Regions from separate parts of the Mus musculus genome. Here regions 1 and 3 are each linked to region 2. The links are chromatin loops, found by intact Hi-C in ENCODE. Cell type or tissue: left cerebral cortex. All regions are shown on one strand. Region 1 overlaps Pclo (piccolo (presynaptic cytomatrix protein)). Region 2 overlaps Pclo (piccolo (presynaptic cytomatrix protein)). Region 3 overlaps Pclo (piccolo (presynaptic cytomatrix protein)).

Evidence for each region. Peaks named below come from ENCODE experiments on the same cell type or tissue, not always from the same donor. Only the 100,000 strongest peaks of a DNase experiment are listed, where the experiment ranks them.
Region 1: it touches region 2 in a loop (3-fold over the local background); 2 of 42 quality-filtered maps call a loop at or near these places.
Region 3: it touches region 2 in a loop (2.2-fold over the local background); 3 of 42 quality-filtered maps call a loop at or near these places.

The regions. Positions count from the first base shown.
Region 1 is chr5:14,697,620-14,705,619 of GRCm38, reverse strand. The region is part of intron 6 of Pclo (piccolo (presynaptic cytomatrix protein)); the gene reads right to left. Among named protein-coding and RNA genes, the nearest start is that of Pclo, 190 kb to the right of the region's middle. In left cerebral cortex, no CTCF peak of the experiment used is centred here; a DNase peak (open chromatin) is centred at 4,537; H3K27ac peaks cover 634 bases.
Region 2 is chr5:14,523,040-14,531,039 of GRCm38, reverse strand. All of the region lies in intron 2 of Pclo (piccolo (presynaptic cytomatrix protein)), which reads right to left. Among named protein-coding and RNA genes, the nearest start is that of Pclo, 12 kb to the right of the region's middle. In left cerebral cortex, no CTCF peak of the experiment used is centred here; DNase peaks (open chromatin) are centred at 3,033 and 4,820.
Region 3 is chr5:14,803,824-14,811,823 of GRCm38, reverse strand. It overlaps Pclo (piccolo (presynaptic cytomatrix protein)), which reads right to left. Exons shown (of 25, transcript NM_011995.4): 21 at 73-214. Among named protein-coding and RNA genes, the nearest start is that of Gm52805, 98 kb to the left of the region's middle. In left cerebral cortex, a CTCF peak has its summit at 4,478 (motif pointing right); DNase peaks (open chromatin) are centred at 70 and 4,480.

The DNA of each region.
Region 1 (8,000 bases), 170 kb before region 2:
GAAAACGAGTTTCTACCTCACTGGACAGAATATTAGAGATGCCAGTCTGTGTGACATTTATTGCCTTATATTTTATGGGAAGTCCCATAGAGATTAATTTCTTTTTTTTTTCCCAAATCTGTATAAAGTATTTGGAAAGAGCTTAGAAGTTTTGTTAAGGTGATGTATTCATGTGCATTTATATTTCTACCTTCCCTCCCACTCTCACTCCCTCCGATCCTTTCTATTGATTCAGATGTCTTTATAACATTCATGAAAACAATACATATGGTTTTTAAGGCTTTTTGTGCAGTTAATGGCCACATTAAGTTTCTTTTTTCTTTCTCCTTTCAACTGCTATATTTTATTATCACTGCCAAAACAGAGTTCAATTAAAAACTCTGATATGTTATAACAGATATTAGATTGGTATTTTACTTAGAGTGTTTCAGTAGAAGACAAAAATCCTTCTGAAACCATAATGATCAATGACAGCACTTTGAGAAAAGCAAAGAGTACATAGCACCTCTTTTTAACTGTCACTAAAAAAGCAACAAAATGATAGGAAGTTGTAATCACATATACAATCCTCAAGATTAATTGTTTACTGTACAGAAAATAACTATTTGTCTTGTATCAGCATATTAGTTACCTCTCAACTGGTAAGATCATTTACATTTCCTAGAGTAATCTTTGCAAAAGTTCCTGACTTTAAATTGAAGCAAATTTTGCTCATCTAGTGTCTTATAATTTCGTAACTACACCAGACTGGCTTTCTAGAAGGTTTCCCTACATTAGGCCATCTCTGAGAGGACTTTTTCTAAATCTCCAAGTTTCTCTACTGGAATTCCATGGCAACAAAATTATTCCACATAGAATTCAAAGATCTTCCATATGGTCACTATTTTAGTGTTTTTCTATTTGCTGTGGTAGAATATTTGGACAAAAGCAAGGTAAAGGAGAAATGGTGTTTAATGGCTCACAGTTCAAGGGTATACTTTGATTGTCTAGCAGTCAAAGCAGTAGGTGCTGGAAGTATCCCTACACGCATGCTTTGAAGTCTTCAAGTGACTTTAGATGGTCAAGCTGATAATTAACATTAACAATCACAGTCACTCACTTTTCTTTTGTAGTTCTCCCTCCTCAACATAGTCCCTCAAATCGTACTTAGTGAAAGTGCTTTCCATTTTACTACCTGGTCTGTAATATACTGTACCTTTATAGATATCAACTACTAGAAACTATATTGTCACTTTCCTCCACACATCCACCATGTGGGGTTTTAATCTGTATCTGTGTTCACGGGCACATCATACGCTATGACTTGGGTCATGATGGCTCATATTGAGAGGCTTGCTTCTTAGATGACAATGAAGAGACAGTGTGGAGCTTAATGAGGTGGGGTCAGTGGGAAGTCCTTAGGTCCACTGGGGACATACTACCAGAAGCAACTGTAGGTCTTTAGCCTCTCTAGCTTCTTCTTTATCCTTATAACCCTTTCCTGATGTATGTGTTCCTCATCAAATTGCCTGAGATCAATGCCATGTCCTGCAAGTTCACAAATCCATATGAATAAGCCACTTTTTTCATAAAGTAGGTGGTCAGGGACATTTGTCATGAATAGGAATGCAGAGAAAACTGAATAAGATCCATATTTTTAACCTTCATTCTGCCTGTTTAAAAGGTAAGAATAATGTCTATACCAAAATACGAAATCTTAGTTTAGGTGATATAATTATTTTTTAAAAATTAGGTCAATTAAATTTTCATTTCAAAGCTAAAATATAAATTAATGTTGAGTCTTATTTGTAAAATCAGGACTTATATTAAAAGGCTAATTATTTGTACTAGTATTCTATCATGACTTTAAGGATGGGCAGGATAAATGTATGTTTGTTTCAGTTTAAAAAATTTATAATCAAGACTACATATGAAATAATATGCCCATGCTTTATTTCTCATTTAAACAATGTTAAATGATGATGTTATTAATACAAACTACAAGCTCAATATACTAGTTACATTTACTATAAATATATGATAAAGAAAATAATATCTTAAACAATTAAATTACTGCCAATGAGAAAATATGTCTGTAAAGGTTAATCCAATCAGTAAAATTCATTGTAGTTTTTATAGTGATTTAAGCTTTTTGGTGTGTGGGGGTGTTTTGTTTCTTTGCTTGCTTGCTTGTTTGTTTTGTTTTGTTTTGGTTAGACAATGTCACATGTAGCACAAGATAGCTTCCAATTTTACAAGGATACCTTAGAAATCTAGGTTGTCCTGTCTCTTTTTCCCAAGTATATACATTACCAAGCCCAGTGTGATCTGGCCTGATTTGGAAAGTCCTAATGGAATATTAGAAAAAATTATTTACATCACTAAAGAAACTGTTTTTAAAAAATCAAATATGTAAATTAAATTAGTTAAAACCATGGAACAGAATTGCCATACAAAACAGAGGCTTTTTTTTTTTTTTAACACATGATCAAATGAATATAATGTGACACTGTTCTGGAGTGGCACGACCAGAGGCCTTCAGAAGTACAATGGGAGAAGCTCAGGGACACCCCTTATGCTTGCCACACACTGTGTCAGTATTAGACAGAAGCAGATTTGGAGACACCAATATTCTCAGAAAGTTCTCTTTACCCAGGGCAGTTATGCTAGATTTAAAATCAAAAGGGAGGAAAAAAAACCCAGGGATACAGTGACTTCTCTGTTTGTAATTATGCCAGACTGACTTGTGTTTTAGAGGTTACTGTTTTGAGAAAGAGTATTCTTCAAAGATGCACACAGCAGATAAAATTCTGTGTTTTGAGAGCAAGGAACAGGAAATTATCAAAAGATATAAAAGTTCCAAGAGCAAGCTGACATAAGTTTTATATAATGATATCAGCTACCTAGGAAGAACAGACTGTTTCAATAGTAATAACTAAGATTAATGTGCAAACTATATCAAAGCTTACTGTGTATTGAGTGTGTTACTAAGAGCTTAATGTATAATATGTAAACAAATCTCCAAAGGAACTTTATTAGAGGGAGGATATTTTCAACTCTATGTGTCAGATACTTGCTATTTTAGTGATTTGTACAACTTGGTCAAGATTATATCAATAATAAATGGCAGAGATGACCCTCAATCTGTGTTTGTTTAATATTGTTGTTCAAGTGCAATGTGATTTATGTAAAGTTCAAATTTTAAAAGAAGATAGTAATCTACAACACAAATGCAAACCCAAGTATATAATAAATAATACTCATGAATTAAGATTATGTTCACATACAGTAATATAAAATAACATAAAATATATTTTATACTTAGTGGTTAAGAGGAAGTCAGTCCAAACTGTGAAGGGAAAGTACGGAAAAGTGACCATTTTTCATTTCAATTTTTTTGCATACTGATCTAAATAATTTTTGCTTTCCATTTTATTCTCAGAACATTATGAGTATCTCCTAAATTTCAGAAGGTAGTTTCAAAGAAATAACTCTTAATGAATGAATTGGAGTCATAAGAGTCTGTTAAGTGAATAAATATTTGGGATAGAGGAATTATAATTATCAGCCTGTCCACCTATCTGGTAAGTATTTGACAAATCTTTACTTCCTTCCATCTTCTATGGTTATATAAGTGTATGGCTTTTGTTTCTTAAAGATTATGCAGCTTAAAAAATAGAAATGTTTCGCTATAGACTATAATTTAACACAACCCATTTTAGAAAGAAAGCTCCTACTTTCTTCTCAGAATATAAAATAAGGAATTTATATTTCAGAATGATTGATATACATATTGTAGTTGAGAGGCAACTTGTGCAGCAGTCCCAAACATTCATAAGAAACCCAAGGTCTATAAAGAAAGAGTGCTGGGCGGTAAAATCCATGGACAAAGGCATGAGCATATGGATACACAAGTGTCATGGGACCTACAATACTGACCACAGAATATTCAAATGTTCATAATGCATAAAAAAAGAGGGAGGCAATCAGATAAAATTTAGATTGAATCATGTAAACAAGAAGAGTCACTGAAGATTCTATATACAGAAATGATATAGCAATACACACTTATCAGGGAATATCTTTGGAAAATTGCTATTATAAATTCAATAAAAAATACTGATTGAAACTGAGGTAAAGTTATAACAAAGTTATCATCATCATCATCTCCATCACTATCATCACCACCACCACCACTACCACCAATAACAGCAACAAGCATTCAGTTCACTACAAAAGTCAAAACTAATGCTCAAATGGCAAAAGTTTAGTACAAAGACTTAGACTTTTGTGGTAAATGTTTTTTTTACTTGTAAATTTCTAACATTAATCTTTCTCAAAACTAGTTATTAGATTATGTACTATCTCACCTAAAATTTTAAGAATATTTTACAAATATTTTGGTTCCTTTAGCATGTCATTGATGGAATTTAAACATAATGGTCTTTTAAATGTTTTCACTTACATAATTCTTAGAGTGTGTTCCCTGAGAAGACAGACATTATACTAGGTTCTTATGGTAGAACAGATGTCAAAACCAAAGACCATATGGAACTTTTAGTTGTGACACAGTAGGAATAAAAGGAAATCTGAATGAAAAATAAGGGATGGATTTTGAAGCATTCTATACTTAAAAAAGCAAGAAATACTGTTTAAGACATTGAAATAATATCATAGAAAATGAGGCCAATCCAACAGTATTGGGTTTGGGCAATCTTTTTCCTCATTTCTTAAAATATTAGTTATATTTAGTGGTTCTATTTTTCATAATATTTCCGACATTTTCACACATTATATTAAAAACCATTTGGTTATAAACATTTATTACTGCTGTACACATATAGGACCAGAGACAGATGAGAATGTTGTTCAGAGGACTGACTCCAGTTGAAGGATACAAAGCAAGAAATTGCCATGGCGTGTGATAGGTCTGAACCATCAGGCAGCTTCCTGTTAGCTATTCATATTGCTTAATTATAAGCTCAACATAACCACAGTGGAAAATACTGAGAAAGACTGACTGGAATGATATCACTTACATATGAAAAGCATTTTGCTTTAAGTACAGAATGGATGAGATGGAAATACAGATAAGATAGGAAAACACACCATAATCATCAAGTAGTCAAGTATCAAACAATGATATGCCTTTAAAAGCTAGGTGGTTAGATATAGCACATATATGTGATATTAAGAATTTTGCCAGGTTCAGCATGGCCACAAACGGGATGGTGTGACACAGTTTCTGTCCCTGGAGCAGAGCCAGTAAGACATGGGTTTTCTTGGGTGCTGACAGTTGTGGTAGGTGTAAAGCTTGTTTGTATAACAATGTACGTATTTTACTTTATGCTCTTTCTTCAGAGAATGCTCTTCCTGCCAAGGTTATTGGGTAACGTTCTCCCTGCCAAGGTTAAGGACTCCACGATAATCATAAACAGCATGATTCCAGGAATCAAGAATGTGTCTGGTTCATAGGACTTAAGGACAGAGAACAGTTGTATGAATGAAAGACAGCAGGGATGGAAATAAGTGATTGCTGGCTTCGAACTTGAAGATAATGAAGGACCAGAGTCCCTGGTGTTAGATTAACCTTACAGATGCAAAACTCATCACTGATACTGCAAGGGTTGATTGGGAAATGGCCATTTTCTAGAGTTAAGCATAAGCCTGTCCTGGAGTGGGGTTGAAATACCCAGAATCACTCCATTGGAGAAAACCAATGTATTCTTTCCCAACTGGTATCAACTACAAATAACTTTTTCTATCTGAAAAAAACAAAACCTCCTTCTCTTATATATTTATATCTTAAGGTGAACTTTGGAGTATTTCTTATAAATAAATAAATATAAATAAATAATATACTCACTATATTTTATATTATCAAACCTCTTGGTATATACGTAAAGTGTACCTTGACAATAATTTGGTCTTATGCTATTCTGACAAGCAGACCATCTATTTTGACAAATAGAAGCTTCCACCTTTGTAGACTCCAGGCTGCTGTTTGTTTTTTAAGGTTGTCTTTAGTGGCAAAGCATGGCTTAAAACAACTAATTCCCTGTAGCTCAAGTGATTAAGATCTTCTGTTACCGTGACAACCTCCTTCTCTGATAGGTGAGACTGAGCTGGGTCATGAGGTGCTTCTAAAAGAGGAGAGTCAAGCCTTGGGTTCTTAATTAAATATCCAGGGTCACTGCTGAAGACACAGTGCACTTATGACACAAGCCTCAGATGATTTAATCTGAATCTGACCTGAAAACTCCTTTCCTGCTGTCTAGTTTGCACGGCTCTAGAAAATATAATAAAGTGGGCAAGAAAGGAAAGCAATTGAATAGTCCCACTCAGCTGCAACACTCATGATCCAAAACTACCAGCATGGCAATAATGATGTAATAAGTACCACTCACATGCTGACAGAAATGAAGAGATGTCAAACTGGATTGACTGCCTACTCAAGAGGAGGAAACTCTGGTGTGGTACTGGAAACTTAGCTTCCTGGGACTATGGAGACCTTAGAAAAGAGTCTAGTCCCATCACTTTGTAGACTGACATGATTGCTGATTATAATCTAAAACTCATCCTTACCCAAAGGTAAGTGTAGCTCCCACCTCTCATCAAACAGGCTTCTCTTTACAGCAAATGGAGTTCATCACGGAAATCCCACAACTGGACACATATCAGAGATCAACAGGCTATAACAGCTCATCCTCAACAAATACATCTAAGAGAAAACCCCTGCAAGTCCTGTGGATTTAGGAACATCAGGGAAGAAGGGGAGGAAAGATTGTCAGAGCCATAATATCAAGAAGTCGGCTTTGAAACAGTCTTAGGTTAGTTTTAGGTCAGTTCTAGTGAAACAGTCTCTGAGGAACTGTGGTTTAAAAAAAATGCACAGAACAATGGCAGTATCAATGTACATGCTTATGGGAAAGGAAGGGCATTTTGCAGGTCCAAACACTAGACCTATAGGTAACTAGTGACTGCCAAAAAGGAATGCAAGCATCTCCTAGAGATGAGTTCTCTTATTGGTAGTCGAATATAGAGTGGTCATCCTTGAAGACATACCACACAAACAACAAAAGTGGACTCAATAGTACCTGCATTAGCATCTTGGCACCCCACTCTCCATTCCGAAGCTCCAACTGTCTCCAGGCAGGCCTTCTCCCACCAGTAACAACATCCATGCCCTAATCCTCCTACCAGTTTGAACCCCAGCAAGCCCAGCAGCCTTGAGCTCCACTTCATCCTATCAGAGTCCATCTTCTGGTCCACACCTCCCACCGGGGACACCCAGGACAACAAGCTCCATCTTCTGGTTCATTCTACCACCTGCAATCAAGGACCTGCATCTCATACCCCAGCTCACAGCTCAAACTGCATTTTGGGGTGCCTGCTGCTATCCAGGACAACCAGTCCCAGTGACTTACTACTGCCAGTGTCTACCAGGCCAGCCAACACCAGAGGCAACCAGATAGCTAAAGACCCTGCAAGAACATAATCAAAAGATGCCAGTGCAATATGAGACCATCAGAACTATTTCTCCATTGGGTTCCTGCCTGGTTACAGGAGTGGTCTCTTCAGGTTCCATAGCCCCAATTCTGTGAGTCACAGCTAAGGACACCCCCACTGATTCTTGGTGCCTCCTCTATTCCAGCTTTCTGTCTCATCTTGGAGATGGCCCTCACCTCCTCATCTTGTTAGCTGTAGATTTCCATTCACTCTCATGGCCATCTGGCCATCCCTCCTGAACTCCTCCCCCATTCCCTTCCCCATCCCCTCTCCTACTCTGTTCCCTCCCTCCATCTGCCTATCACTGTTTTATTTCCCCTTCTAAGTGAGATTCGCCCCAAAATACAGGATACCCATGCTATACTCCATAGACACAAAGAAGTTAAACAAGAAGGAAGGCATAAGCGAGGAAGATTGAATCATGTGTGGGGAGACAGGAGAGAGGGCCATAGCACCAAGACAATAAATGGAAATCTGAGTTGTCTGGGGTAGGGGTAATGGGAGAATCTCTC
Region 2 (8,000 bases):
TGTTTGTGCAACTGTAGCCTATTGTATGATTTTATAATTATCTAATTTAATTTTTTTAAAGAAATGATAAGCCACGCTATTGAAATAGACCCAAAATCTCATGGACTGATTAAAAAAAAAAATGAACTCAATACTTGCTAAGAACTTAACCAGAAGCTCTAGGGATCACCTTGTGTGCATTGGCCTGGAAAGAAAGAATGCAGTTTATAAGATGTCAGAAATGTGTGTATATATATATATATATATCATAAAAATGTACATTTCCCTAAGGGAGCTTTTGCCTCTTTTAACCTGTAAAGGATTCAGCTGTCGCACAGATGCACATAAACACATATTCACAGACACAGATCTGGGGAATGGTGCTTTAAATCCTGATTCATGGGCATTACATTACTCTGCCATTGTTTCAAACAAATTTAATCTAAGTTTTCATTATCATTCATTCTATTTTGATGTTTTAAAATTTTCTTCCCCTGTCAATATAACAGAGCAAGAGGAAATCTGGAGTGAAGCTTAGTGTTTGTATTTTTTTTTTTTACCGGTCAATCCAAGCGAAGAATTCTTATTATCAGGTTCATATATGAAGACACCTGTCAACTAAATTATTTGTTTTACATAAATTGAATGTGTTGCTAAGTTTTAAGTGTAGAACTAAAACTTCTAACTGATAAATTAATGATGCAAACATATTTCTATGAACTATACTTTATAGATAATGCTTTTATTAGAAAAACACAATATACTTAGCCCCCAAAAGACTTGATGTGCTAGGGTGGGGGAATATAAAGTGAGGCCTCTGTATTCTGGAGGACAAGGAAAGAGGGGGGAGGAAGGAAAAATTGATGGAGGGTGTGACCAGAAGGAGCAGCAGAGGGCAGGATGTAAAGTTATACTCCCATACCAAGCATGAAGGGAGAGCTAAAACTAGACCTCAGATCATCTGATACTATCCATGTATTAGACTTTATGGAAAATTATAAAGTTATTATAGATTATTTTATACATTTGTCTTCAGTGAAATAGTCTGAAATATCTGTCTGTAACAGGTTGCCTTGTCAAGGGCAATTAATATTTGACATGAGTTAAAATGTTACAAATGCATGCTTTCTCAAAGGACAGGAACAGCCAGGTGTTGCTATTACTCACTACATTAAGCTTATTTACTGATTCAATAAGTGACCTCATTAGCCTTAGTTATCTGCTTTCACAGAACAACATCTGTCATTGCTAAACTATATGGACCATAATACTAGTTGTAATAATACATAATAAGCCAACTAGACATAATAAAAGCAAACTCTTCAGAAAAACATCTTAAATGATTAGTCATCTAGAAGACAAAATTAACAAAATGTAATGGTTTACTTCTAGTGGATAAGCTTGTAAGTATAGCATGAAGCTGTATACAACAGAACACTCAGGGAATAAAAGATCAGACAGACAGCTTAAAAGAATAGGATTCAGTGGAATATTTTGAATATATTTAAATATACAGAATTTTAAATAATCTTGTCTTTCTGGTAAGTTAAACATTATTAGAATACTAGTTTTAATGGCAAACTCATTTTGTTATAATCAAGATATTCTACTTTTAAAGGTAAAAAGAGGTAGAAATTTCTAGGTCATTGCAACAAAGCAAATGCCTTGTATCTTCCAAAAATCGTGTGCTTAGATTTATGAAATGTCATTTCTCTTAAGACTTCAAATGAACATGATACCAGTTAAAGGACATATAATTTTGATGTAAGAATAATGAGTAAAGGTACTACTGCACAGCATTGTAAACATGTTATTTTCAAATATAAAATCTCATATTCTTCATAACCACAAATTCCCCTAACTCCATCAATTAGATTCTTATTATAATTGGCATCTGTAATGTCTCCCAGAGGCCCATGTGTTAGGAGCCTGGTCCTCACGAAGGGAACTACTAAGAGGTGATGGGAACTCAGAGATGGGCCTAAGACCACTCCTATGAAGGATATAGTGAAAAACGCGTCCCTCCTTCCCACTGACTTCCACTCTCCACCCATGAGCTGAGTAGTACTGCTCCTTCACCTGTTCCTGCCATGATGTCTTGCAACCCACAGGCCCAGCATCATCAGAAAATAAAACTGCCAAGCTGTGAACCAAAACACAATTTCTCTCTTCACAAACTATCCAGGTAGGTATTGCAGTAAGAGAAACCAAAACCGTTCACTACAATCACCAGGGTTAAAGGATTTCTTTAAAATAAAATGGAATTTAAATAATTTATCAAGCCCTTAACATCATATACATTTTTTAACCAATAATGCTGATCAAGCAAACTCTTCAGATTACCCAAGTGCTGATTTTAGTTTGGGCATGAATATATAAAAATAGTACAAAGATGTACCATTAAAAGTAAAAGCCTCCTTCCTCTGCACTGATGCAGGCACTCTGGAACCAACACTACTAACTTGCTTTTACATTCTATGGTGGGAAGTGCTATAATGTCATGAGTTTTGATTTTATGTTTAAGTTATATATTTACAACGCTCAATGTTTCTATCTTGCTGTATATGCTGACTTTTATCAAAAGATGACTTGATGTCACTCATTCCTAGGAATAATTCCGTGGGAACTTTATGAATGATGCATTGATCCCATTCATAAACTTGCATATAATTACACATTACTAGATGCAGCTCTACTTTGCATTACCACTTTCACCATGCACATTCAATTACACTCAATAACTAGAACTTCAGTTAAATTTATGATTTACTTTGTTAAATACTTATTTATATTGTGTATCATGGCATACAAATCTCATGGTTCCTGTGTAGAGGTCTGAAGACATCTTTTGGGTTCTTTCCCTTTAAGATAGGAGTTCCAGGACTAGAATTCCATTCATCACGCTTGGTGGCAAACACATTTCCCACTGAGCTATCTCATCTGCTTCATTAAAACATTTATAACCCAAGACATCCACTAACCCTAAAACACTAACTTTCTATTGAGAGAAAGGGAGCCACAAGCTCTCACCCCCATCCTTCTCCTGTATATAACACAGCCTCCTGCAATGAATTTTCTTTATAACACTTTTACCATCTGTCACACCATATGTTTTAGTTATTTGTGATGCTGACTAGAATACCCTCCCAGAAGGCAAAGACTCTAGCCTAGTTTGTTTGTGTCCAAATGTCCAGAATCTAGAACATCCATGAAACTTAGTGGATGCTAAGCAAGTTGTTGAAGAACTTTGTTGATTTCTATTTTATTTGTTTGTTTGTTTGTTTTGGTTCTGTAATCTGGGGCGAGGATGAGTGTTTGTTTTCCAGGTCATCACCTTTTATCTCCAATCTGCCACTGAAATTTGAGTGTGATGATCATTAATGACTTATCCTTTTACATCTTTCTCGGGAGGCACATATCTTATTTTTTATTTATGTTACCTCAATGAACCCACTACATTTTTATATTTACTGATTCAGAGGACCTCTGAGATCTCATTGTGCAGTTTTTCCTTGTCTCTTCAAATGCATACAATTTCCATCTTTTCCTGTGACTGCTTCACCCAATCAACTTATATTACCAGTTCTTTTTTTGTATTTTCTGGAGGTGCTATATTTTAATACTTCAAGAGAAGGAACCATAAGGGAAGTGATCAACATTTGTGAGCTGGTCATCTTTTTAAAGGGGAATAAAGGGAGTTTGTGAAGCAATTTAACTCAGACTTGGAGGGGCCAAAGAACAAATCTTTGTGCTAAAAACAGCAAGCAATTGAAAACAAAACAAAACAAACAAACAAAAAAATCAAAACACCTTCCTCTTTCGGAACAGCTCTTTCGGTTCTTCCCGCACCACAAGCGTGTTAGCTAGTTTTTTCTTGTTTACCATAGCTGTTTCCTATTCTTTTTCCAGGACTTCTTAACAATCCCTGCTCTTCAGACAGACACACATACACACACATGTACAATCACACACTCACACACACACACAAGCATGCATACACACTAACTCACACACATTAACACTCTCACACACACGTTTATAATACACTCACACACACATTTACACACATACACACATATAAATAAACACATACAAACTCATATACATACATGCACATACACACAAGCTTTCTCTCTCTCTCTCTCTCTCTCTCTCTCACACACACACACACACACACACACACACACACACACACACACACGAGTTTCTCTTAAATTAGAAGTAATGACAGGCCTGCCACGACAGGATGACTAGCGAAATCACTTTCTCCATATAAAGTCTATGAAGCATGTTTGTTCTGTCTCATCTTTTGAATAGGGTTTACCTGCAAATCTACATATAAAATTCTAGTTTGTTTTTTTTTTTTTTTTTGCTCTTTTTTATCTTGAAACATCATGCTTTCCTTTAATTAAACATCTAGTTTTGACCAAAAGCCATGTACAATTACTAAAAAAAATTAAATTAAACAATTTCATCACTACTATTTAGTTTATTGTTAAGGTTCTGAAAATTATAAGTCATTTTCTTCAATCATACAATTTCAGAAGAGTTAGAAGAATGGTCCAGTATGAAGGTCAGCTGTTAGACCTGTCTACAACTGTGTGTTGCCTAAGATTATTCTCTGATAGTGATAAAGTAAATTCATAAAAATAACAACAATCATTTGTCACTAATTAGAAAGTAGATGTCCTGTGTGTGCCAGAAAGCAGACTCAAAAGCAAGCCTGCATTGTACTGATTAATTCCATTAATGGAGCATCAAGAAGAACTAGAGCTCTGACTTCCTCTCCATACCAGAACTCTAGGCTGGCTGCCAGGGACTCTTAAGATGTTTTTGGAATAGCTCCCATCTCAACACTCTCTGGAGTGAGCAGGTAGTTTAAAGGCCTTCCACTCTACATATAGGGGACTAAGTTGAATTACAAGAGTGCCTGGGAATACCACAGTGCATATATGCATATCAGAGGGAAACTTTCAGGAGTCAGTAATTTCCTTCTACTGTGTGATCTGGGGACCCAGCTCAGAGCCCCAGGCCTGCACAACAAGTATAGTTAATGCCTTTATATACTGAGCCACCACACCACTCCCTGAGTTACTCTTAATACCCTCAACACACACAGTGCTCTATGTTCAGGTCTTAGTCAAATCCTAACCTGCTGCACATTCTCTAGTATTTATCCTGATACATTGCATGGAAAAGATAACCTTTACATGAAGCCTTCCTCAACCTGATCCATTGGAAATGAATGCCTCCTTCTCAGAAGTTTACTCTATTTATTTGTTTATACATTTCATAACTCCTATCACCTGAACAGGTGCATACATAATTTATATGCATATTCTGTGTTATTTTAATTGTTATATTTTATTCATATTTTAATTAATCATGGTAAGTTCAGCATTCCTGTTTTAGTCACATGTCTGTCCCATAACCATGTAGCAGAATGCCTTCCACGTATAAGACATTTAAATGATATCTATCTTCCAAATGCTGGGCATATAAACAATAAAGGAAACATATATGTCTAACTGTACTTTTTGCTTCCTGACTTAACACTGAAGCATAACAAATGCAAATATTCAATGAAAATACTATCCATCTTTCAAGCCATTGCCTTGAATCATCAAAAGAGTATACTGTGGCCCCCAAATTAAACTTTACTAAAATTCAAAAAGTTTCACACACACACACACACACACACACACACACCTAATTACAATATGATTCTAGCCAGCATTGATAAAAATACATAATGTTGTGTTCTTATTCTCTGTAATTCTATAGATAAGCAATGGCTCATTTAAATGGTTGTAGAATCCAATAAAGTATTGATTACAAAACTAAAATAATTCAGGAAACAAAGAATGACCAAATGAACACAACAACTATCGATCATCATTAATACTATTATACAGTTTCATTAAAAATAGAGTATACAGCACTGTCCTTTAGTATATTTAAATCGCACACTCCTTCATTTTCTGTTGTCAGTTATTTCAGAGTGTTCTCAGTCACAATGTACCAATAGCCCACTAACAACTGCCTTTCAGGTGAACTAAATGCACCTTCTATAAAGAAGGGGATATCAGACCTCTTTAAAAAAACATAAAACTTTAACTATCACATTCAATCCCATTTTTATTATTACCCCCTATCTCTTATTTTTAAAGATTTATTTATTTATCTTATGCATATGAGTACATCACCATTGCTCCCTTCAGACACACCAGAAGAAGGCGTCAGACCTCATTACAGATGGTTGTGAGCCACCATGTGGTTGCTGGGAATTGAACTCAGGACCTCTGGAAGAGCAGTCAGTGCTCTTAACCACTTAGCCATCTCTCCAGCCCCTCCCCCATCCCTTTTTATTATTATTCTATCTTCATAATATTTCCCCGATCCAGAGGACAATTTATATATCATGTAATTTTTCCATTCAGAATACAATCAGAACATCAAACTACTTAAATCAAAGCTTCTGCAAGCTTTAAAAAATTCTGGTTCCTATTTGAATTTTTACTTTGTGGTTTGTTAACTTTGTGGCTTGTTAACAGATTATCATGTTTACTTTGTGGTTTGTTAATGGATTAGCATATTAGGCTCAATCATGTGAAATTAACATTTTCTAGATTCAAAACAGATACTGAAAGCTCCATATTCACATCCAACCCACACATATATTACAAAGTTGACTTCAGAGTAAAATACTTCATATTCCTAATCATATATTATATTCTCCCCAAATAAAAGCTTACAGAAGCAGCCAGCATGAAGACAAATAGATTTATACTCATCACCTGCATAAAACTCAACTCCTAGTGGTTCAAAGACCTGAACATAAAACTAGATACAGTAAACTTGATACAAGAGAAAATGGGGAATAGTCTTTAACTCATTGACACAGTAAAAGACTTTCTTAACACAATACTGTTAGCACAAGCACTAAGATCAACAATTAATAAACGGGACCCCATAAAGCTGAAAAGCTTCAGCATAACAAAGTACAGTGCCATTCGGGCAATGCAAACGGACAAAAAGGGTTTATCTATTTCTATATTTGATAGAGGACTGATATTCAAAATATGTAAAGAACTCAAAACACTAAATGTCAAGAAAACAATACAATTTTAAAAATGGGGTGCAGATCTAAAAAGAGGACTTGCAAAAGAGGAAACTCAAAGGGCCAAAAAGCACTAAAAGAAATGTACAACATTCTTAGCCATCAGGGAAATGCAAATCAGAACTACTTTGAGATTTCGTCTTACACCGGTCAAAATGGCTAAGATTAATAAAACAAGTGTCAGCTGGGGATGGCAAAGATCTAGGGTAAAGGGCACACATAGCCATTGCTAGTGGGAATGCAAACTTATACAGCCACTACGGGAATCGGTGTGGTGGTTCCCCGGAAAGATGGGAATCCATCTACCTCAATATTCAACTATAGTACTCTTCAGCACATACCTAAAGGTGTTCCATCTTAGCCCAAAAACACTTGCTCACACATACTAATTGCTACTCTATGCACAATAGCCAGCAACTGAAACAACCTAGATGACACTCAACAGATGAATGGATAAAGAAAGTATGCTATATTTATAAAATGTAGTATTATTTATCCACTTTAAAAAAAAAACAAAATCATGAAATTTGCAGGTAAATAAATGGAACTAGAAAAAAAAATCATCCTGAGTAAGATAATCCAGACCCAGAAAATCAAACATGGTATCATTTTTCAATTCAAAGAGTTTCTTGGTCATTCCATAGATCCCTTCTCTCTAGTCCCTAATAGCAACCTATTAAAATGCTACTTTACTCTACCTAGCACTTACTACCTGAGAATTATTTTATCAATACTAAGATAATTACCAAAACCTTCTGCTTCATTCTTTGTCCTCTTTCTTTTGATGGTTAAGCAGGTTATCTAGGTAACTGACATGAACACATCTGAGAACTCACACATCAATGATAAGTCATCTTTAATAACTTCATTTCTGTGAATTCATCCATATACTTATAAGTAA
Region 3 (8,000 bases), 280 kb before region 2:
TGAAATGTTAAGAATGAGTTACTCACGATGCTGTTAAAATTGTACTTTTGTTTTTAGAAAAGTACCACTTACATCCTTGGGATAGGAAGTAGATTAGGCTCCCCTGCCACACAGCTGCTTCCTTCACTGTCCACGCTATACCCACTGCCAACGCTGCTGCCCGAGGAGCCAGTGGACACGGAGGTCTCTGCAGGCCGGTGGTTGGTAGGCTTTGCTGCATGACGTGGGGAGAGTCAACACCACAGTCAACAAGTGAGCCACACTTTCCCCCTCCAAATGTACAATCACATAAGTGCATAATAGTCATAGAAAGGACTGGCAGAAACAAACATATTCTCCCTCCCTCGATCTGCCTTTCCTTTTCATCTCTTTAGTTAGAAATGCACACTGGCAATAGAGAATTCCTTCACATTTTTACTATGAATGAAAAAAATTTACTGGGAGAAACATCTCCATGTTTAGACTCAGATAGTATGTCATTTTCCCACAGTTTTTGTTATTTGCACAGCGTTACAACAGTGCCGTGGCAAACAAAGGGGAATTTGGGAGACTCAGAAAATATTTTAGGAAACTCTGGTACTAGTGATAACAGAATTAAATAAATTGGGTAATTGCTTACCTATTACTAGTCAATAACCAGATAGTCTCCATAGAAGGGAAATGCATGACCGAATAGATAGTTCACATGTGGCTTGATCAATTCTCCTGGTATTTTAATTTCTGATTTCAATCTAAAGGTGTTTCTTTCCTTTAGGTATTTTGTAATTGATATGGGGTCTTGTTTCAGCATTTTCATGAGTTTGAGTTTTGTTTGTATGAGACCATGTGTCCATAGGGACATTTGTGCTGTACTTTATGCACTAGGAGCATAGCCTTCAAACTGGGCAGAACTCTAGCCTGAAGTGAGTCAGGGAGGGGACTGCCATGCACAAAGAAGGAAGAGAAGAAAGACAGTGTTGGCTCACACTTTGTGAGGAGGGCATTATTAATTTGAAGTTCTTGATGTTCATCCCTTGCCAGAGAGAGTGACTTTTTTTCCTTTCTGATCTATATATACTCACTCTGTAGATACGCTAAATCTGAGCTTTTGTGTGTGAAACAATGTCATCACTAATGATGAGTTTTTAAAGATGGAGATGAAAAGTGATATAATACAGGATCCCAGTTGTTTGTAACCTTCCTCCAGTGCTCTTAATTGGCAAACTCCCAGCTCTTCTTTCTTGGGATTTACAGTCTCTGACTGTTCACTGGTGTCTTTCAGCTTACCTGGTCTTTGACAATGAAGTTATTTGGGTTCTAAGCATAGATGTGTTAGAAGCTACAAGATTAACATCTTTTTCCTCTATAAGCATAGCCCTGTTCCATCAATATAGTCTCTGAGTTGAATGCCAATAGGTGAAAGGTTAACAATCATTTTATATTGTGCAGTATAATTGTATATTTCTTAATAATATATATGAACATGATGATTCTTAGCCTTGAAAACCTCTAACTGGTAAAGTCAAATACAATGAAAACTTAAAGAAATTGCCTAGGAAACTGATGACAGGTAGGGTAGCTATTGTCAGGTCTGGTAAAGTGTTTAGCTTTACCTCTACACCTTTCTGTCTCCATTACATCAATGAGATGTCCTTACAAGCTACCAAATAATTATATATCTATTCCAATGATGGTAGGAATCCTTCCCCAGAACTGGAGAACAAGGAAGAAATTTTCATAAAAGTCAGTTCCTTATTGATATGTATAAGTTGAAAACTGCTGCTTAAATGAAGTTAGGAGTGGCAGTCACCAATAAAATACTAGTTACCTATTTAGGAATAGATTTGTATAAATAACAGGTCTAATTTTTGCTAAATATTTTATTCAGTTTATGTAAAAGAAACCCAGACTGCATATTTAGTGTTAAAGAAATATTTTAAATGGGCCATTTAAAATATGAAGGCATTATGACTAGAATATTAAATTATGAATATGTATACAGTAAAGCACATAGTCAGTGAATAATGATTCAGACTATTCCATTAATTTAGATAAATGAAAGTTGTCATGCTTTAAATTGACATTAAATAATCTAGTCCTGTAGGTTTTTGATAGTGGATAGTACAACATTGAAAGAGAAACACGAAATTCACTAATGAAAAAACAATCCTCATTGTACTGTTTTCAAAGGCAGTGGTAATAAAGATGATAATTTAAAACTATTTAACCTTACTTGTCAAAATAGTCTTTATCCAAGAGCAAGCACACTGCATACAGAACTGCTACCTTATAGAACATATGTCTACATGCCAACCTCAGTTATAAGCTGCTTCATGCATTTGCATTTCTCTCTTCATCAGAACAGCTCCTAAATCTTCAGGATCCATTGTACATGATCACGGATCACTTATGGAGCTGAGCACTTTCTAGTCTGAATAACACTTGTTACATTAATGCTACACCATTGGTAACCCTTAGACATTTGACTTTAAACAGTGATCAAGTATTATCTGATGAACAAATGAAGGAATAAGTGAATAAATGAATAGCAATGTCCGTGTTGCTAAACCAAACACGGAGGATGCCATGAAGAATAACCCAGAAGTACTTCACATTTTAACCATAGTATGTTTTAAAGAAATTATACACAGTTCTAAATAAAAGTCACATCCGATTTAGAAGAATGCTAATTTTGTTTTGTCAAAAAATAAAAACCCTTTGTAGCTTATTAAGCTTTTTGTAGCTTACTAAAATAAATATTGACAATTTTTAATCTGGTATTCCATGTGGAAAAATATAATCAGCCAGCTAGATTTTAATTCTAATGACCTCAAAAATTGGTTTGAATGAAGAAGATATTTATTGCTCATATAGTAAATGCTGAAAGGCCTCGTTCTCTATATAACAAACACTAATAACAGATCATGTATGACATATGAATATTTATGTTGGAATGGTGAAAGAAAATAATATGCATAGTTAAGTTTTGTAGGAGCAATCATCATTACAAATACTAGATTTTATTCATTTCTTATTCTGCTAAACAGACAAAGGGCTTTGAATTTGATTTCAGTCTAGTATTTCTTTGTTTTTCTGCATTTCGACTGAACTAACAGAACCATTAAAAGCTCAGTCTTTCATTATTTTATGATTTTAAAAATATCAGCTTAAAATAGTCTACCTCAACTTTTCCACCCAATTCTTTTAAGCAGAGTTTCAGAAATCATATAATACTGTCCATAAAGATATGCACCTCTATATTGCATAGTAAAATGGTCTTTTTACTGTAGAGGGATTTTAATCCAGCAAAATGGCTGCTCTGGCAGGGGATCATATCCAAAGACATTCTAGGTCTGTGTGACCTGGCTGGAATAGACATATACCCTGAGTATACACTTTTAATCCCAAACAATGACATCTAATTGAGGAAAAGACAAAGAATTAGAAAGAAATTAGCACAGAAAGAATGAGTCAGAAATTGGAAATGCTCAACTTTTATGAGAACAGATAGGAAAGAGAAGCAGCTTGAGAGAGGAATACACATACAGGGCGGGGGAGGGAGAGGGGAGAGAGAGAGAGAGAGAGAGAGAGAGAGAGAGAGAGAGAGAGAGAGGAGGGAGAGAGAGGAGGGAGAGAGAGAGGAGGGAGAGAGAAAGAGGAGGAAGGGAGAGAGAGAGGAGGGAGAGAGAGGGAGGGAGAGGGAGAGAGAGAGAGGGAGAGAGAGCTAGAGAGAGGAGGGGGAGAGAGAGGGAGAGAGAGAGGAGAGGTAGAGAGGGAAAGGAGGGAGAGAGAGGGAGGGAGAGAGCGAGCGAGTGAGAGAGAGAGAGAGGGGAGGGAGGAAGAGAATAGGGAAGAAGGAGGAAGAGAGGGAAGGAGGGAGGGAGGGGGTCTAGATTGAATCAGTCAGTTTGGAGAGGAGTTTCAAGCCAAAACAGCTGAGTTGAACCAGCCAGCCATAGTTCAGAATGATCTAGAAAGAGTTTATTCCACAATAAGTCACGAGATGACAACTGCAAATCGTGAATATTGTTATGTTTTCATTTCACAAGATAATTGAAAAAGAATTAAAAATACCAAACATAGTTTTAAGAATCAGTTTTAAATATCTAGCTTAATTTTGAAATGCTAACTGTGCTAAAAAAAAGTTATCCACTTCTGGGAAGGTTGACTGGTGTACACCTATGATGGGAAAGGTTGCTGATGTAGACAGGACAATATCTGAAAAGGTCCATTCCTTTTTGACACTTATTGAGGAGGCATTTCAGGTAATTACCTTCTTGGGGACAATTCAAAACGTTTAAAAATATTCTTTAACTTCTTCATTGTCTCTAGCTGTCTTATGTTTTGATGTTGTTATGTTTTATTACTTCTTGGTGTCTAATCCTAATTAAATATGATACTGTCTCTTTGACTGCACGTTTGTCTTTAACTAGTTTTCTCTACTGGAATGCCCCGCCCTCTCCAGTAGTCTTGACTATGCAAAGCTATCACTTTAGCTGCCACTAGATGGCAGCGCTACGCTCAGAGACCTCGGCAATCCTATAAGGAACTGGTTAAGAACGCCAAAGGTCACCTACTCCAGAACCATCATTTATTTACCTTTAGGAAAACTAATTTCTGCAAAGACTAATGACTCACTAGATCTTACACTTAATGAGAGGACTTAAAATTGTTAATTCTCTTTTATATTACAATTAGTTGTCACACACACAAAAAAAAACACCTTGAGATTTTTGTTTGTTTGTTTTTCCATAGACTTTACATTCTGTAGATTTAGCCTTGCTGCCCAGAACTTTGTATCTCTGGTCTTATAGCTGGTGCAGCAAAGACTTATTTGCAAATATTTCCAAAACAATTTCATATGCTGGTAATTCATAGCAAGTTCCTGAATTACTTGCCTTATTCAACTCTATCTCTTATCTTTACAGACACAGTCTGTAGTAGTTTAATTATGTTTGAGATTACAAGAAATGAACCAATTTTTTTCGTATAGTAGTATAATGATAGAACAGAACTATTAATCTATTTCTGAAACTATGTGTTCTAAGAATTCTTTTTTAAAAACTTGTTTTAGAGACTTTTTCCTCCCTGCCTCCTTCCCTCCCTCCCTTGTCCCTTTCTTCCTCTTGTTTTTCCTTCCTCCTTCCTTCCCTCCTTCCCTCCTCTCTTCCTTCCCTTCCTCCTCCCTCCCGTCCTTTCTCTCTCTCTCTCTCTCTCTCTCTCTCTCTCTCTCTCTCTTTCTTTCTCTCTTTCTTTCTTTCTCTCTTTCTTTCTTCCCCTTTCTTCCTTCTTCCCTTCCTTCCTGCACTCTTTCCCTCCTTTGTTTCTCCCTCCATGTTTCTGCTGCCATCAGCTTTTGTACCTACTCTTCTGAAGGGTTTTGCAGTTTTATCTCACTTTCTAAAACACTTATTGAATATGGAATTGAAAATATCAGCTTTTAAGTTCAAATACAACTAGGATTATTCAGTATGTCTCCCTTTGAATTTGTCTGAACACATTTTTAAATATTTTTAATTACAGTTCAGGGTTATTAATTCAAGGAGAGATACTTCATTTTATATCTTAGAAGATAAATCTCAAATCAATTCACTGATTTTTTAAATAAAAATTTGAAACATTTTTTGTAGTTTATGAATTAGAAGCTGGCACAGAAAGCGTCCACACTGTTGTTTGCAGTTGGTCACATGTCCCACAAATTTTCACAATGAACATTATTGAAAATAAGCCCCTGATACCTGACTCAATCACTTGTAAATCCTGGAGTTGAACAACTGAAATGAAAATGCCACTGAAACATCTTAAAAAACACTGATTGACTGTATAAAGAGCTTTATACATAATGACTAATGTTATTCATATCACTAGGCAAACCGTGATTCGTGAAGTTCTGCTGTCTTTTCTCCTTATAAACATGGAAAACATAAGTTATTCCATATTCACAGAGTGTCTCCTAGAGATGGAAATGGAGATAAAAAGTATCCTTTGATACTGTCCAGGAAGCTGGAAACACACTTAATCATGTTTACGTGTCCCTGTTTCCATACATACTGTCTTCATGAATGGAAATTTTCGGATATTTGAATGATCAACTTGCTCTGTTTTTACGCAACACTACCATTAACTGGCAGGGACTTCCGATACTCACTAACCACTCAATCTGGCATTAGAGAAACAGAACCAGTGATCCCTTTGGAGTAAAGAATTAAGAGTAAGCTTTAAAGTAAAAAAATGAGAGTGATGTTAATTTAATAAAATGACAGTGAGGAGCTTTTCTAATATAAATTGTACACTATGGCTTATATAATATAGTAATTGCCTTTATCTTAAAATTTTTCTTTCTGTTTTTGTTTTTGCTTTTTGAGACAAGGTTTTTCTGCATAGCCCTGACTTTCCTGGAACTCATTCTGTTTAGACCAGCCTAACCTCAAACTTCCTGCCCTGCTATAATTTTTCTTTTAAGATGTCTTCCTTTTCTGTGAAACATTTAATTCAGAGCTGATTTGGGAAGACAAAAACCCTAAACACAATTTAAATTAGCCCTAGAATCTTGTAATGCATAGTAGAATAAAGTTTGATTGAGATACCTTAAATAAGATCAAGAAAGTCAATTTATTTTATCTTGAATAAATCTAATAATTTTAGCTGCATTCAGGTGACTAGAATGAAGCAAGATTATGTCAAGTACACTTTTGGTTTTTCACTAAGACTTTCATTCAATATTTTTGTCAGTAAAAGACAGATGCTAAGAAGATCATATTTAATTGCGATACTATTACAGTTTCACTTTCATGGGTTGCTCTTAATTTTTTCAATATTGATTTGATTTGAGTTCGGAGAAATATTATCTCTCATGTTTTCCTCATAATATCCTTGAATTACAGTTCCAGACATGTATTTCTGACAACTGATAATCAGAAAGAAAAAAAAATACAGAAAAAAAAGGAGACTGCTTGGCAGTATGCCAGCTGATAGGAAAATACTTCTAGAAACAGCCATAATAAATATTTTGATAATCGAGATGTTATCCTTAAGTGAAATCCATAATTATTACTCATTTATTTACATCTAAGAGTAGTTCTTCTATACCTCAAGCTGAGTTAAGAAGGCACTAAGGCAAACAACCTTGACCTTCTGGTCCTCACGTCCCTCCCATACATCCAAATGTTGTGACCATTTATACTGCATTTATGTTGTTCTACAAGTTGAACCCAGACCATCCTACATGCTGGGGAAGCATTTTACCACATCCCCATCTTGTAATGCATAATATATAAGTGTATAAAATCCAACTCAAAGGAAACAAAGTAGTGCATTTCCAGTAGGAGTGATAAATTAATAATAGTAAAAATAAGTGTGTGGGGTAATACTACACCAAAAACTGAATATTATATTCCATATTGTCTGCATTTATTCAATGGTTGTAAAAAGGAAGCTTAGAAAATATTTGGTAAATGCATGTATAGAACCAGGAGATCTAATATCGTTTTAAAATTTCCAAATGATCATTGTTAATCACTGCTTTTCTGTAGTTGGTTCCAATAGATTGCAGAGAGTATGATAAAGATTCAGAGCTGGGCCAGAATATACAATTGCCTACTACTATTATTTTGCTAAATGGATATAGCATTAGACTGGCTCTTCGAGATTTATCATTATAACTATAGATTAATGGGCCTCTCAACCCTCTTCAAAAAAAAAAGTGTAGTTATGGTAGATGGTGATTAATACAAAGACCCACAACAGGCCAAGACACAGAGCATAGGAGATTGAAAAATGATTAGCCCTTGGTGGGACAAATATTTCTTATTCCCATCTCCCAATGTTCAGAAATCATTGCTGAAGTGAGGGCATAGAACATATACTAGCCAGAGTTGGTGGCTGACCACAGGGAGCCAGTATCTTCTGGACATGGTAGAGCAGCTACACATATGTACTCACAGTTGTTGTGACAGTATGAACAGAGCCTGTGTGATTCAAGCCAGAACAAATTTCCACACAGAGAGGGACATGGGCATAAT